2 separate regions of the Mus musculus genome follow, and region 1 is linked to region 2. A link is a loop called in an ENCODE intact Hi-C map of the cell type or tissue named here. Cell type or tissue: left cerebral cortex. All regions are shown on one strand.

Region 1 (8,000 bases), 440 kb after region 2:
CAACCCTCACCACAGACAGAGTGCGATCCAGATAATGCCAGCCAACAGTGAGACACAAGGAATACACGCTCCGTTTCTCCTAAAGGTAGGAAGAACTGGCCATGGAGGCCATGGTGAGCACAAGTCTGTGTGTCGGCTGCAGGTGCGAGTATATTCTCAAATGTGGAAACATAAAATGTGCTCTTCTTGCCCTATGTATTTGTACACATTCTTGCTAAGCACAGCACACACATATATGGTTAAAAATAATCTAGAAACCTAGACATTTGGGAAGATTTAGAAAAACCTTTAAATCCCCACTGCTCAGAAATAATTACCACAGGCAATCGGTTGTATTTGCTCCGAGGCCTTTATATAAGTGTGTGTACCACATCACACACCACAAGGCATCAGGTCCTGTTTGCACTCAGAGCAGAATATATTACTACCTGTGAAACTAAGACGAGACTTCCTGAGATTATTTCAAAAGGCATTTACACTAACTAGTGTTCAAAATTTTGTGTTATTTACCAATTATGTTTTCTTAAGGAAATTGTCAGTTTACAGTTAATTAATTGAGCTAACCCATTGAAGCTGTCTTCTATTTTGCCTACCACAGAACACACACTCAGTTATTCGAGTTCTTTTTGTTAGCTCTTCTATGGTGGTCAACCCTGATTTCTGAGCCTTTAATACTGATAAACTGATGTCTCTCAATAAAGGACACAAAGATGTATCTGATTACACATACATCTACAGCTAATCCCCGTTTTATCCATCTACATAAAGGAATTTAGGTAAGGGCCCATATGGGAAATCACATCTGTCTCAAAACCATTTTAAACATTGTCTCAAAGCCAATATTATGTATAATCTCTCACATGTAAAAAAGTGCTTTATAAATAATTTACCCTTGGGAAAATGTACACATTAGGTAAAATATATTCAAAAGAAGGTTGTCTGAATATTTTAAACATGTAGCCAGCAATGTATTTTCTCTTTGATTTCAAGTAGCCCATGCTCTTAAGATGAAGTTGCCATTAAGGACTACCTGACCATGTCAAAGTGGGGAGGGGTGGGCACTGCTTTCGGCTAGTGCGAGCCTCTCAGCAGACAGTACAGGACGTGCCAGCCACACTGAACATCTCTCAGTACAGTGAAGCACCAAGATGCTCATTTCCTGAAGACCACTGGGCAAACGAGACAGGAATCCACAGACCCATCGTCTACCTTACACGTAGACTGGTAGGATGACTACGTTGCTGGACATGGCAGCTGCGACATTCTCATGTTCATGCTACCTGCAGATATCTGCAGACTTGTCATGCAAATGATTTAGGTTTGCTGCAAGAATGAGGTAGCTGATGTACAATCATTCTGAGAATTTGTTTATATAATTCATCAAAATCGTCAGTTAGTGCAATAAAATAACCAAGGTTAAAAAGGCCACTGAAGAGATTCTCCTGTGCTGACTCCCCTGAATCGTGCTGTATCATAGCCTAGTCCCACACTCCTCTCTCCTCTTTGTCTACAACATAGAAGCATGGGTTGGAGAAGCCCTACATCACACGCCTGCCTCCCTACCAAGGCCTGCTGTGTTCCAAAGAAGGCAACGTTACATTTTAAAATATATATATGAGACAATATTTAAAGCAACTCCCTAAAGTATCCATCCCAGGAGAGCTAAAGGGAGGTAGGGGGTGGGGGCTGGGGGTGGGGGGGATTTCCAAAAGGCCATGTTCAAAGAGCCAACTAAGTTACAGCACAAAGACATTTTTGAAGAGTTAAAATTGTTACTTTTTTTTTCTTTTGGCTACTGCTAATAACAGTTTCAATCCCCGTGTGCTAAATTAATAACCACAAAAGTGGCCAGGAGTGCTTTTTCAACTTGGAGTTGCCTGATTAAAGAATGATATATTAATGCTTTTAACAAACATTTTAATTACAAGGTTAATTTCTGTCATTTTGAATAACTGTGTTTATTAAGCTATTTATAGACTATTTCCATGGGTAAGGAAGGATGGCTTTAAAAAAAAAAAAGAAACTAACAGAATGTCCCTTGCAACACCATTGCACCCCCAGTTGATTTAGGATGGGTGATGCAAAAGTGCCTCTTAATGAAAGCTCTGTGAAATTCTATTGAATCGGGTATGTAGCGATGTTTGAAAGTTATCTGTATTTTATGTTGATGAATTTCTTACTGGCTCTGTTCTACTCTAAATGGTTTAAAACCATTACAGCGAATCGTGGTTACAACTAGGAGGGAAGAAAGAGGAAGAGATTGCTCCGTGGATGTGTTTGAGATCTTTGTTCTCATTATGCACCAGTGTGTGTGTGTGTGTGTGTGTGTGTGTGTGTGTGTGCAGCATTTAAATCATAAAGCAAAGTCTAATTGCAGAGGTCTGAGTGTTGTATTCTGTGTTTTAGAATTCCAATTCTTCTCTTTATGGACTTTTAAGATGGTCAAGGATGCAAAATAAGTCATAAAACAAAGGAAGCCTTTACAAATTTAATCCTCTATAATTGTGTAATGCGACTGACCCTGATGGGTACATGACATGTCCTGTGTGCATGAAAAGATGCAATGCATCCAGCAGTAAGACAATGACTACAGTTTCCATCCCGGAATTCTGCTAACAATTATTTGGATATAGTACCCTGCCGGTGTGGGAAATATTGAGACCTATTTAAATGCATACTGCATTGGCTACTGTCTGCAGCATGAAATTCTAACAATCATTTGGATATGATGCCTTGCAGGTATGAGAGATATCAATATTAAGACCTGTTTAAATGAGTACTGCATTGGCTCTATAAAAATGAATCTTTCAGAACACATAAGACCAAATATCAATATTTGACTCCCTTAAAAGGTTAGGGGCAGCGTGTTAGTTAACACAGGCACTAAGCAGCCCAGCAAGCATTTTCCTACAAGGTAAGCCTTAAAAGTCTATATTTAGATGTGTATAGGCATTGTTCATAGTCATAATACTAACAAAAGTCATTAAAATGCCTCAAGGGGCTGGAATGGCTAAGAGAGGGAGTCTGGGGGAGAGTATGAGTATTTCTAGTATTGCTTTTTACTGCAATTTTAAAACAAGAAATGGCTAGCAATAAAAACATGAGATGCATTAAAAAAAAATCTGGACTATCCTAGAGATTTAGAGAGAAAGAAGAAATCCTAGCAAGCAAGACAGAGATAAGATCTCTCTAGCTTTCTTAGAATTCTAGTCAACCTCGACAGCAATCATGAAAGTTTGCTCCCCCAAGAAATGGAAAACCAACAGACAGAGCCTTCACTCTGAAAGTACTTAGCACAGCGGAATAGACAGATATCTTTGAAGAGATGAGCTGTGATTGGCTCATACATCCCAGGCTGAAATGATGCTTCCTTGGGGAGTGAGCCAGGGGTTTTCTCCTTCCTGCTTCAATCATGGAGGCAGAACTCAATGACAGCTTTACAGCAGGGCAGGTGAAAAGCAGGCTCAGCATCCTCATCACCTCATCAGCATCATCATCATCCTCATCACCTTACCAACTCCCTGAGATTAAAATCAAGCCCTGGTGTGAAGAAACTTTCTTACAGTTATCTCCAGATTAATCAATTTACACTATAATGAAAAGCATTCAAACAAATACATCATCTACAGCTTTAAAGACGAAGGTGGGAAAACAAAACATTATTTTCCACTTTCCACGTGAAGTCAAAACTAGCCCTCAAAGAGTTAGAACCCACACATCATCTGATAATATTTAAATGCAGCATGCTAATCAGAATTCATCAGTCACAGTAAGGAATTTGGTAGAATAATTTATTTGCAATTAAGTTATTTCACTGCCTTGCTATTTAGAACATAACTTAAATTTATAGAGGACAAACAGAAGGACCAATGCACATGCAAAACCTTTCTTAATACACAAAATACACCTGACACTCAGTTATACAATCTTATCTTCAGCAACAAAACACACTTCTTTCCCAGTTCATATCTAAGAGAAGAAATAAATTGCTCAGACACCGTTATAATTAGTTAAAATCCACCACTTGTTCAATGAAAGTAGACAGTTTTTATCGGCAAAATAAATCTTACCTTTATGTAGCCCCAAGACACTGACAATAAATAGTTTGCTTCAGGCATTTTTGATAGATTATGTGTCTATATGTGTATGTGCCAGCAAGTTCTAAAATGTGCTTCTCTTCAAACCGTGACTTCTACCAATTTCCACAAAGCCATTCAGGGTGTGGGAATTTAAATATTTTTGGTAATTAAGTATAAATAAGAAAGCATCGTATTATGATCCCATCCAGTCGTCTTCTCATTAAACACATGCCATTTGTAAAACTCCAAAATGGAACGGAATTCAGCAGCTATTCTGCATAAGGAATATCCATGTGATGGAGGAGCAGCTAAAGAGCTAAGGGTCTGCATCTTTCTCTCCCGAGCTCCAGGGCTTAATGAATAATGTATATCAAGATGCTTAGCTGTGAGAAAGACTAGTTCTGTCAAAGGCTACCAAATAAGGAACTGCGGGGGAAGCCGGGAAGAGTGACATGAAACCCCGCCCACAGAACCAACTATGCACCAATCACATTCCATCTCTGCTCTAGGAGGGCAGGGGGTACGGTTGAGGCTCAGTATGCTTCGTGATTGGTTGGCGAGGTGAGCCTCTGAAGGAAAAGAGGCTTTCCTTCCCACATGGTGAACGCCATTTAATAAAGGTCTCCCTGCAGCCTGTGAGATGAATGGGGCTTCCCCCTCACAGGGACGGATAACGACCACAAAACCATCAAGATCTGTAGACGTTTCTTAAATAAGCATTGCCAGTCTGTGTGGATTCTGATACCATCTCAATGCGCACAGTCTCTCTCAAATCCCAAACACGTGGCTTTCCTGGTGATAAAGGCAGCTTTGCTCCCTCCCCTGCCCAACACACAGGCACAATCATAATGAAATGCCACTGGTCCAGACTTCACAACCGAGAATGCATCCCTTCTCCTTGGGGAAGGCTGCGGTCAAAATCCTTTGTTTCTATTTTAATACCGTCACACTCTAAAACTTAACAAAGTCTAAAATATAAATCTGACTGAAGGAGGGCGGGAGTATCTGAAAGTTCATGGCTCTGTCTGGATATAGAATGCAGTTATGCATACAGATTCCAGTTTCTATATTCTGATCAGAAGAACATTTTTATCATCCCAGATGAAGCCGAGAAAGAACTGAATAGCTTTTAGGCATGCAGAGCTGAAACTGAGAGCAAGCCTACCTTGTTATCCTGAGGGCTAAAATGTACTGGACATTCTTGTGGGAAAGCCAACCTTTTCTATTCTGCTCGACATGGTATTATTCTGTGTAACTTTTATCCTAAGAGATCTTGTGGGTGAGAAACAAGAGAAATTCATTGCTCTTAGTCTATTGCAAAGTTCTGCATAAGGTCTATATTCTTGTCACTCTGTCCTTCTAGGACTCCCTGCCGTGGTTACTCTACAGCACCCTACATCATCTCTGCCTCCTGGTTACTCTATGGCGCCCACCCTGCCCCAGGCCTGCCTCAGTATTTTTCACCCTAACACCTGTCTAGCACAGCAGTCCTGCAATGTCCTTTTCCATAATTCCAGGTACTTTCAGCCAACTCCGTGCTGAAAATGCTAAATGGAAGACCCCAGAAATATTCTCAAGGTTTTAATAACACTGATGATAGCAGACTGTTGCTAATATTCTAGTGTATTTTTTATCTTTTTTTTTTTTTTACAAAATAGTTACAGTTTCACATAACTAAGAAAAAACATACAGCCTATATAGGGTTCTGTACTATCCACTTCGGCAGCAGGGGGCCCGGGAGAGAGGGAGAGCCTGAAACACACCCCAAGGGTGAGGGTGGTAAAACACATCCCAAGGGTGAGGGTGGGAAAGGCCTTCTCTGCCTCTGATATTACTATCAGGTCTTTTGCTGCTGGGGTTCTCAGACACTCATCACACCTTTGGGTTCATTTCCTACATTCCTCTAACCCCCAACCCCACTTCTCCACCAGAATAACCCAGCAGAACACCCCTCGCCTCTCCTCTGTCCTCCATTTTTCTTACCTTTGACATATCCTGCCTTATTTGAAGACACTTTGCACTCCCTCCCCAGGCCTGTTTCTGCGGGTTTCTCTGGCCATGCCTTTCTTTGCCTTCTGTTAAGGCTTCCACTCTGGCTGGCCACGGGCTGCTGCTTCGGGCCTACGCTTCTTCATGACGACTTCTCGCCTGAACTTCGGTACCACGTTTCCAAACTCACCATACTCTCCCATTTCAAATGTCCTGCCCTAACGTCACCTGGAACTTCTTCAAAACCGTGAACCGTTTTTCTATTTAAAGTAGTCCGTATAACTACTCCAACTGCAGTCACTGGGCCCGTGTTTCTTCCAGTGCCTCAGATGAAATCTGTGACTCTTTCTGTCCATTCAGTGGGTATCTCGTGTGAGTCACAAGCTATCAGGTGTTTAACATAAATCATCCAAGCGAATCCTTGAGTAACCCTAGGGTGTTCCCTTCCACCAGCCTACTCCTCTTCTTCGAAACATTGTGACCAGTCCTGTCTTCTGTAAGATACCATTTAATCTGGTCTGTTCCTTCCTGTCTCCACTCTCAACACGTTAATCCGAATCATCACAGAGGCGGAGAGCAGCTTCGGTGTCAACGCCCCTATCCCCCACTTCCACGCACAGTGAGACCTGGGTGGGAAAATGGTTTTCCCCACTGCACGCTGATACTCAGGATATGGATTTCAACTTGAACTTGAACGCCTTTAGTACCCAGCTTCTGCAACTGTGCGTCAGAACCCCACATGAGACTGAATGCAAGGTCACAAAGTTTTGCAACAGTACAACGTTTCTGAACACACAACAATAGAAAATCAAAATCAAGTGCACGATGAATCTGAGGCGTCTGGTGTCACCTGGGTTGTATATAATGTGACTTCATAGGACCCTGGCTAAGACTGCACGGTATGCATGCTCTGCACTGTGAGGTAACACCACAGAGCAATGCTGGAACAAATTTGGCTCAAATCAGGTTATATGTTATTAATTGCCAGGCTTTTACTCTGCACACAGTGAATCCAATTACACGAAACACACTTTATATTTTTCTGCCATTCTTGGCCAAGTTAACTATCAAATTGAGTAGCTTTGGGTTGTATTGCTAGTGATTTAGAAACTACTATTTGAGTTGCTGCCTTGAGTGGTCCTGCTTTTTAAGCCTTGCGACACATTTTGTGTGATTGAGATTAAAACACGATTTCCTTTTTTCAATTGCCCCTAACCACATTTCTGCCACGTTGTACTCTGTGTATTTATTATGCAAAGGGGTGTTGCTGTTAGTATTGAGGATTACAAAACTAAACGGCTGATCAACTCCAAATCACACTGAAGCGACTGTGCATCCTACAGTATCAAACAGCCACAACTTGACTCTGCATAAAAAATCAAACAATCAGATCCATCCACCAGCGTGCAGATTTATTTTATTCTTTAATAAGTTAGGGAAAACCTGTTAGGCACACCAAGAAATCATTTTACAATGCAGCTCTTTGTGATTATTATCAGTAAATTTTAGGTTAATACATTTATTTTATAGACCCATATGTTTAGGGTCACGTGAAGATTTCTCAGTCACAGGTCACAAGTGGGTTAAGTTTAAGAAGCCTCACTTTAGCATACAGTCCGAACTTCTAGGGTGCCCACTGCAGCAATTTAATCTGCATAGAAATACCCTAGCAAGCTGTAACATTCTACAGTGACACTGAGCTGGCCTTTGTGATCAAATGACTCTCTGACTGTGGCATCCAGATCACGGGAGGCCTTACACATTTCACCTTGCTGCTTGAACGTGCCACAGTGCCGATATGAAGGAGAGTCTGAGGAAGTCATGTGGACTTTGTGGAAGAGGAGAGGGACAGAGGGAACAGAGAGCAGCCCCAGGAAAATCTGCACACATTTCAGTTACTAACCAGGGGAGTTTTCAGAGGCTCACAGCCCG
Region 2 (8,000 bases):
GGGTCTGGGGTATTGCTGTGATAGGCCTGACCATGCTTTTGTTTGGAAGAATGTGGATTTGGGGACTTTGGGTTTGGAAAGCCATGGAATGCTTTAAATGGGGTTTAATGGGTTATCCTAGTGGAAATGTGGAAGACTGTAACTGAGAGTGATTTGAATCGAACTGAGCTGGCCCAGGAGGTTTTAGTGGAGAATTTTAGAATGTGGCCTAGAGACTGTTTTTGTGTTATTTTGGTGAAGAATGTGGCTACTTTTTGCCCATGTCTAAAAAGTCTGCCTAAGGCTAACGTGAAGAGACTCAGAATAATTGCACTGGCAAAGGAATTGCACTGGCACCTATCATAGACTTTGTTCTCTGGTTAAGTCTCATGAAAAACATTTTAAACAAGTATAGCAAGCTGAGAAAGGGAAAATATAAAATATATGGTTTGAGCATTAAAGAGGCACCAAGAAGTGACCTTGAGGCAAGATCCCACCCAGCCAAATTTAGGTCCAGGCATGGTAGTACACGCCTTTAATCCCAGGAGGCAAAGATCTCTGAGTTCAACGCCAGCCTGGAGCCATTTCTAGGTGAAGAAAAGCTTAAATTCAGGCATTGTGGTATACACCTTTAATCCCAGCAGACAGACATGCAGATCTCTGAGTTCAAGGTCAGTCTACAGAGCAAGATCCAGGACAACCAAGCTTAGGCAGTGAAGGAGTTAGAAAAGAGGAAGCTAGTGATGATGTAATAGAACAAGGGGGACCATGTTCCAGCTCCTGCAAGCAGCAGAAGCGGCTTTGGCCATGTGCCTCTGGCTTTATAGTCAAGAGGAGAAGGAGACTACTGGGACAATTGATGCTAGTTAGCTGGAGCTAAGAAATTAGTGGTGATTAAGAAGATACCAGCAACACTGAGATGAAATCATCTGGGAAATGTTTTCTGAGAACACAAAGAAACTATATTCCAGAGATAGCCAAGGTTGTACCTTTTGCTGCAGCTGGACTTGGCAACATATTAGAGTCACCCAGGTGGTATTGGCTTTAAGGGCATTAAGGGATCAAGAAGAGCTGCTGAGACTTGGCACTGTGAGAGGCCATGAAAGGCCATTGGTGAAAGTGCAGCATCAGTTGCAGTTGATGTCCCAGGACTTGAGGACTTGAGGTTGGTACCATGAAGAGAGCCTATGAGAGGCTTTTGGTGAAGCCTAGTTGCAGCAGAAGACCCCAGCATATTGGAGATACCAGTACCATGGGATGACCACTAAGAACAGCAGCAGAGAAGTGGATCAACCTGAGGTTAGAGTGCTACAGAGGGCAGAACTGGAGAAGTGATGCAAAGCCCTTTGGAGGAGCCCAGAAGATCCTGTGTGGATCTCAGACATTGAAACAATAAGCTATAACATTGAAATTGCCTTGGAGACCCTATGATGTTCTAGATACCAGAGCCATCTGCTGAGGAAAGCTGCTAACAGGAAGTAGAAACAGTCCAGGAGAAAGAAGTTTGTTGCAGTCAACAAAGATGAAAAAGGAGATGGAAATCTGAAGATCACTTTGACATCAGACATGGAGATGCAGAGTTTGGAGTTTGTCCAGCTGGTTTCCTATTTTGATTTGGGCATTACAGTTAAGAGATTAGATGGCTCTCAGAGGAGACTTTGAACTTTGGACTTTTAACATTGTTGAGATTGCTATAGACTAGAACTTTGGAAGTTGAACTAAATGTATTTGGCATTATGCTATGTTTAGGTATAGCTCCCATAGACTCATATGTTTGAACAAGTCTATGGGGACCAGGGAGTGGAATGTGATGGTGTGTACATGCTTGGTCCAGGGAGTGGCACCATTAGGAGGTGTGGCCTTGTTAGGTGTGCCAATGTGGGTGTGGGCTTTACTACCCTAGTCCTAGCTGCCTGGAAGTGAGCATTCTGCTAGCAGCCTTCAGATGAAGATGTAGAACTCTTGGCTCTGCTTGCATCATGCCCACCTAGACACTACCATGTTCCCAATTCTATAATGAACTGAAACTCTGAACCCGTAAGCCAGACCCAATTAAATGTTGTCCTTATAAGAGTTGCCTTGGTCATGGTATCTGTGCACAGCAGTAAAACCCTAAGTAAGACAATCACTAACTGAGAAAATGCCTTACTGCTGGATCTCATGAATGCATTTTTTTTTCCTCTACTGAGGCTCCTTTTTCTCTGATGACTCTAGCTTGTGTCAAATTGACACACAAATCCAGCCAATACAGTTATCATAATGTCTGTCTCAGCCTGTTGCTTGTTGGTATACAGAAAGGTCACTAGGTCTTTGTAAGTTAATTTTGTAGCTTGTCATTTTGCTGAAATAGTCCATCTCTTCTGAAGGATTTTTGGAGGAAATTTTGGGATCTCTTATGTACAATATCATCTGCAGATAGAATGGTTTGACTTCGTCTCCCTTTTGTTCTAACTCCATCCTCTGCTTTTGGTGCTTGAATTGCTGCTTCAAGGACTTTATTAAAATTGGTTGGGTATGGTGAAGATCCCTGTCTCGTTCTTTATTTTAATGGGTCTATATTTTAATTTCTAATTGTTTATTTAAGATGATGTTGGTTATGATTTTGTCAGGCAGCCTTTATTATTCTGAGCTGTGTTGCCCCAGTCCTATTTTTTTCCTAGAACTTTTATCATTAAGGGTGTGAGATTTTGTCAGCAGTCTTTTCTACACCTATTGAGATGAGTGGGATTTGCATGATTTGTTACATGTATTGACTTATGTTGAATGTCTGGCATCAAGCCAACTTGACCATGGTGGTTGACCAATATTCAGTTTTCCCATATGTTCCAATATTCAGTTTTTAAGTGTTTTGATGAGGAATCTTGCATCTATATCCACCAGGGAAGTCAGAAGGTAAGTTCTTTTTTTGTTGTTGTATGTTCGCCTGGCTTGGCTATTAGAGTAATACTGGCTTCAGAGAAGTTTGGGAATGTTCCTTTTGAAGATAGATACTGCACACATCAATTTGCTATGATCTGCTTTGTGTGTCAGTATGTAATCTGTTTTCCAGAAGCTCCAGTGTGTTTTTTTTTTAGTAGAATTGTATATTCTTTGATGTCTGGGTAGAATATTTTGTAGATTTCTGCTATAATTACCTGTATTATCTCGGAAACTCCTTTAATCTTATGACAAATATCCAGAGCACCATGAAAGTAGTGCATAATTTTAAATATTATTTAAATAGGAAGACTGTAAATCTAAAAAGTGAAATCCTGAGAGTTTGAAGTCAGGAAGGGTGAGAAAAAGCTGGGGTGGTGGTGGAGCAGAGCTAGAAGCAAAAGAGTAGCTAGAAAATCCTCCAGGAGGCAAAATGATAATATCAACAGAGAGCAAGATCTGCCACACGTGATGGTAATGCACACAGAGTCAGTTAGTGGTATAAATTCTTGAATAAAGTATGCAAGGATGATGAAGAAATAGAATGCCAGCTAGTATCCTCTCCAGCAGAATCCATGGAGCACTGTCATGGAGCGCATGGAGCATTGTCTGGAGCCCATGGAGCACTGTCATGGAGCCCATGGAGCACTGTCTGGGGCCCATGGAGCACTGTCAGGGAGCCCATGGAGCACTGTCATGGAGCCCATGGAACACTGTCATGGAGCCCATGGAGCACTGTCATGGAGCCCATGGAACACTGTCATGGGGCCCATGGACCACTGTCATGGAGTCCATGGAGCATGGTCATGGAGTCCATGGAACACTGTTTGGGGCCCATGGAGCACTGTCATGGAGCCCATGGAACACTGTCGGGCCCATGGAGCACTGTCAGGGAGCCCATGGAGCACTGTCAGGGAACCCATGGAGCACTGTCAGGGAGCCCATGGAACACTGTCATGGAGCCATGGAGCATTGTCATGGAGTCCATGGAGCCCATGGAGCACTGTCATGGAGCCCATGGAGACTGTCACAGAGCCTATGGTGCTGTTGACTGTGAAAAGATCAGTTCCAGATGTCAGACTGGGAATCCTGTGAAGACAAATGTAGTACAGAGAGGGGAAGGGATTCACCTTCAGGATGAGGAAGGCAATTCTGCTGATCTCTGGATTTCTGATGCAAAGGAGATTGGAGAGGAGTAGGTAGGCAGTCTCCCTGTGGGTGAGGATCTGTGAACACTGCATAGTGCCAGGAGTGAGGTTGGTGGAGAGCAGAGGCTAGGAGTGGCTGCTTGGTGAATACACCAAAAGACTTCCAAACAGAAGAGTCCACTGCTTTAGAATGCTTGCCCGTCCCAATATTCTTATGAGTTATGGCTGTTTTGCTTTTGTTGTTTTGAGACAAGGTACCTCTATGCAGTCCAGGCTGGCCTTGAGCTCACAGCTTCTCCTGCTTCTCATTCTCTGGTGCTGGGATGAAAAGCATGTGCTTTAATCCTGGCTTATGAGGTTTCAAGTATAATTTTATCACTAAATGATGCCCTCCGCAAAGGCCATCGTACTTTTAAAATTTCCCCTAGTGATTAAGGAATAAAGAACATTCCCCACTCCCCAAGTAATGAATCAAAAGGTAAAGAGATCAAAAAATGGTGTGAATAAAGGATGCTATGGTCAATCTCTCTTGATGCTATAAGAAATGCAGTGTTTTCTGTATCTAAGTGGGGTAACTGTGGGGCCATTTTACCAGTCCAAGGTGGCTTACTAAAAGTCCTTAGGGTACTAATATTTTGAGGCAGTCTGTCCACCGTCAAGTAAAACAGCTAAAATTGTCATTTACACAACATCGATCAAGTGGTGCCCATCCAGGGTCCCATGGCTTGTGAAGATCCATTGCACACAAGTCATAGTCACTATAAAGGTGGTGTGACAAGTGGTCACACGCAAAAGCACCTAAGGCCAAGCCATAGTTTTCATCCAGCAGAGGGCAGCATTCTCTAACTGTCTGCCGTTAGGTCCTTTTCATCCAGCAGAGGGCAGCATTCTCTAACTGTCTGCCGTTAGGTCCTTTTCATCCAGCAGAGGGCAGCATTCTCTAACTGTCTGCCGTTAGGTCCTTTTCATCCAGCAGAGGGCAGCATTCTCTGTCTGCCGTTAGGTCCTTTTCAAAGCACACAAGCACTTTCTAGAATAGATTTTCTGCCACATGTAATATAGGTGTTAAAGATAAGCAAAGCCAGAGACTTGGGAAATGATAACAACAGTTCTATCAGTAAGAAATTATTTCAATCAAGAGTATAATCCAGTGTGAAGTGAATTCAAACATGATTTGCACAGAGCTGCCTGGACCTTTGAAATGGAGAACAAGCAACCAGGAAGAGGTGAACATAGTTTTAATACAGTCAGGGAAATAACAACATTACAAAAGGCAGCAAGGAATGTTGGTCTACGTGAGACTCACCCAGGTTTGCTACTGGGACCATTGAAACTTAGGCTCCTGTGCTAAGTCCTGTCTTAGGTGTTGGCTGGGACAGTAGAACTTCTTTTTGCAGCTTTGAGTTTCAGCAGAAAGGCACATTAGGAGAGGCTAGCTCAAGCTACAGATGTGGTCATGACTTGTTAGGAACGTGTTAGTGTCTTAAGTCTTTCTAGGCCAACAGTGATATCTGCAGAGAAAGACTAAGAGAGGCCAAGCTAGAGTTTGCACCAAGAGGGAATTTCATCACGGGGTAGGGTGTTGATAAGAGGGTGTTATCAGTAGGAAAGTGTTGGTGTTTCTTAACAACTTATTGACTGCAATTCTATTTTGGTTGTTCCTAATGACCCCAACATAATTGGGAGACAAATAGAAAACAATAACTCTCTCTCCCTCCCCCTCCCTCTCCATCTCCCCCTCCCCCTCCCTCTCATTTCTTGTCTCTTCTGGTTTTTCTCTCTAGTCTCTTGTATCTCTCTCTGGTCTCTCCCTCTGATCTCTTCTCTCTCTCCCTCTCTCTCTGGCTCTGGTTTCTCTCTTTAGTCTCTCTCTGCTCTCTCTCTCTCTCTCTCTCTCTCTCACACACACACACACACACACACACACTTCTCAATTCTCATATCTCTCTAATTTCTCATTTCTTGTTGCTCTCTGTCTCCCTCCCTCCTTCCCTCCTTCCCTCCCTCTCCCTCTCCATCCCAGCACTTTTCGAATAGCCACCATGTACTCGTACCCTGCGCTTGTTCTTCTTTCAGTCAAAGCTCCATGCTGCCCCTTGGAAACCCATGCACACTGGTGGTGCTGTGTGTGTGGTGCCACTCTTCTTGCTCCTCAGCCTCTCTGTGGCTAAGCTAACTTTGCCCTGCCCACCAGAGCACTATAGCAGCAGCAGCTGCAGCTCTAGAGGCTTGCTGAAGGCTTGGCTTTACTCAGGCCAGTGGTCTGATGTGGGGCAGTGAGGCAGCCTTCCTGCTGTTCTGCCAACTGTAAATATCTGAATGTACAGCTTCAGGCACCTCCCAGGTGGAGCAGGGGCGACAGGAAGAGGAGAGACTGTGTACAGAGGCATTTTTTCTGCCTTTGGCTCCAAACCACACCACAATTGTATTGTGACCAAAGAATGATATACACAAAGGCGGTCACAGAAAGCACTTGTGTGCCCACTAAGCAGTATGAGAAATAAAAAGATTACCAATGATATTAAATCTGTGCTATCCTTAGTCACATAGATCCCTCCCGATGAAGCCACTTTCAGTGTTGGTTCTTTCTGTTGAAATAAGAGCATACATGGAGTTTATGTATATCCTAAGACAGCTCATGGGCACAGGGTAAAACAAAACAACACCAACAACAATAACAACAACACCACCAACAACAAAACCTAAAACACCAATGAGTAAAAGCACGGAGTGTCAGCCACAGTTTAGTTGAGAACAACAGACTCCATTCGGGCTAATTTTGCCCCAGCGAGTGTGATACAGACATTTATTTACATTGTTTTGTGTTAGTGTTGTGCTGTCTGGGTCAGCTGAAGGCCCCTCCACTCTGAACATGGCTTCTCTAAAAGCCACTCATAGAAGCTGAAGATCCAAAGCAAACACAGACCACATGGGTGCTCAGACAACTACCTGAGGATTTGTGTTTCTTATGGAACTTTCTAGAAGTTCCTGCTAGCACTGGCACCTGCTGGAGAGAAGTGTAAGCTCTCTATCAGCTGCTCCAGCCTGCAGCCACGCCCCATCTGCGGCTTCTTTGGTTGTTCGTTTTTGGTTTGGTTTTGCTAAAAGCTGCATCTTGGGTAAGGCTCTTGCCATGCCCACACTAACAAAGCCTACACTTGCTCTCTAGTTTCTCCAGGCTTACTTACAGGCCATGCTTAATTATAAAGCTGTATTTCATAGAACACAAAATGATAGCTAAAGACTCTAGATGCTGCCTATTCTAGAAAGAAGGATGGTAAATACCATGGGGTAGGATAAAATTGGGGTTTCTGGTGCAATGCTAATTGTCTTAGGTTTTATATTGCTGTGAAGAGACACCATGACCACACAACCCTTATAAAGGAAAACATTTAATTGGGGCTAGCTTATAGGTTCAGAGTTTTGGTCCATTATCATCATGGAGGAAGCATGGCTCAATGCAGGCAGACAGGGTGTTGGAGAAGAACCTGAGAGTTCCAAATCTGCATCCATAGGCAGAAAGAAGAGACAGTGAGCCACTGGGCCTGGCTTGAGCTTTGGAAACCTCAAACACCCACCCTCTGGGACACACTTCCTTCAACAAGGCCAGGCCTAATCCAACAAGGTCATACCTACTCCAATACTGCCAATCCCTATGAGTCTGTGGGGGGGGCATTTTCATTCAAACCACTAAAATGATCATTAGTTTCTTTACCTGAGGTGTTGATACATCTATTTTTTTTTTTACAAATTGTTACCTAGACTTTCTCTTTATCTATGTGTATATAAATATCTGTATTTGTGCAAATATGTCATATATCAATTTATACACATCTTTAATACCCCACCCCAAAATAAATAATTTTAACTCAAGGTTTACTCTCCTAAAATAGTCTTTATATTTTTCATTGCTTTAAACTGTCCTTTATTGAACCTCTTCCATATAAAGTAACGAGA

The links. Hi-C counts contacts between places; a loop is a spot of excess contacts. Peaks named below come from ENCODE experiments on the same cell type or tissue, not always from the same donor. Only the 100,000 strongest peaks of a DNase experiment are listed, where the experiment ranks them.
Region 1: it touches region 2 in a loop (13-fold over the local background); 17 of 42 quality-filtered maps call a loop at or near these places.

What each region holds. Positions count from the first base shown.
Region 1 is chr13:109,923,343-109,931,342 of GRCm38, reverse strand. All of the region lies in intron 8 of Pde4d (phosphodiesterase 4D, cAMP specific), which reads right to left. Among named protein-coding and RNA genes, the nearest start is that of Mir1904, 24 kb to the right of the region's middle. In left cerebral cortex, no CTCF peak of the experiment used is centred here; DNase peaks (open chromatin) are centred at 3,356 and 4,547; H3K4me3 peaks cover 4,268 bases; H3K27ac peaks cover 2,958 bases.
Region 2 is chr13:110,365,752-110,373,751 of GRCm38, reverse strand. All of the region lies in intron 1 of Gm41058 (a long non-coding RNA gene), which reads right to left. Among named protein-coding and RNA genes, the nearest start is that of Gm41058, 11 kb to the right of the region's middle. In left cerebral cortex, a CTCF peak has its summit at 4,867 (motif pointing right); a DNase peak (open chromatin) is centred at 4,951.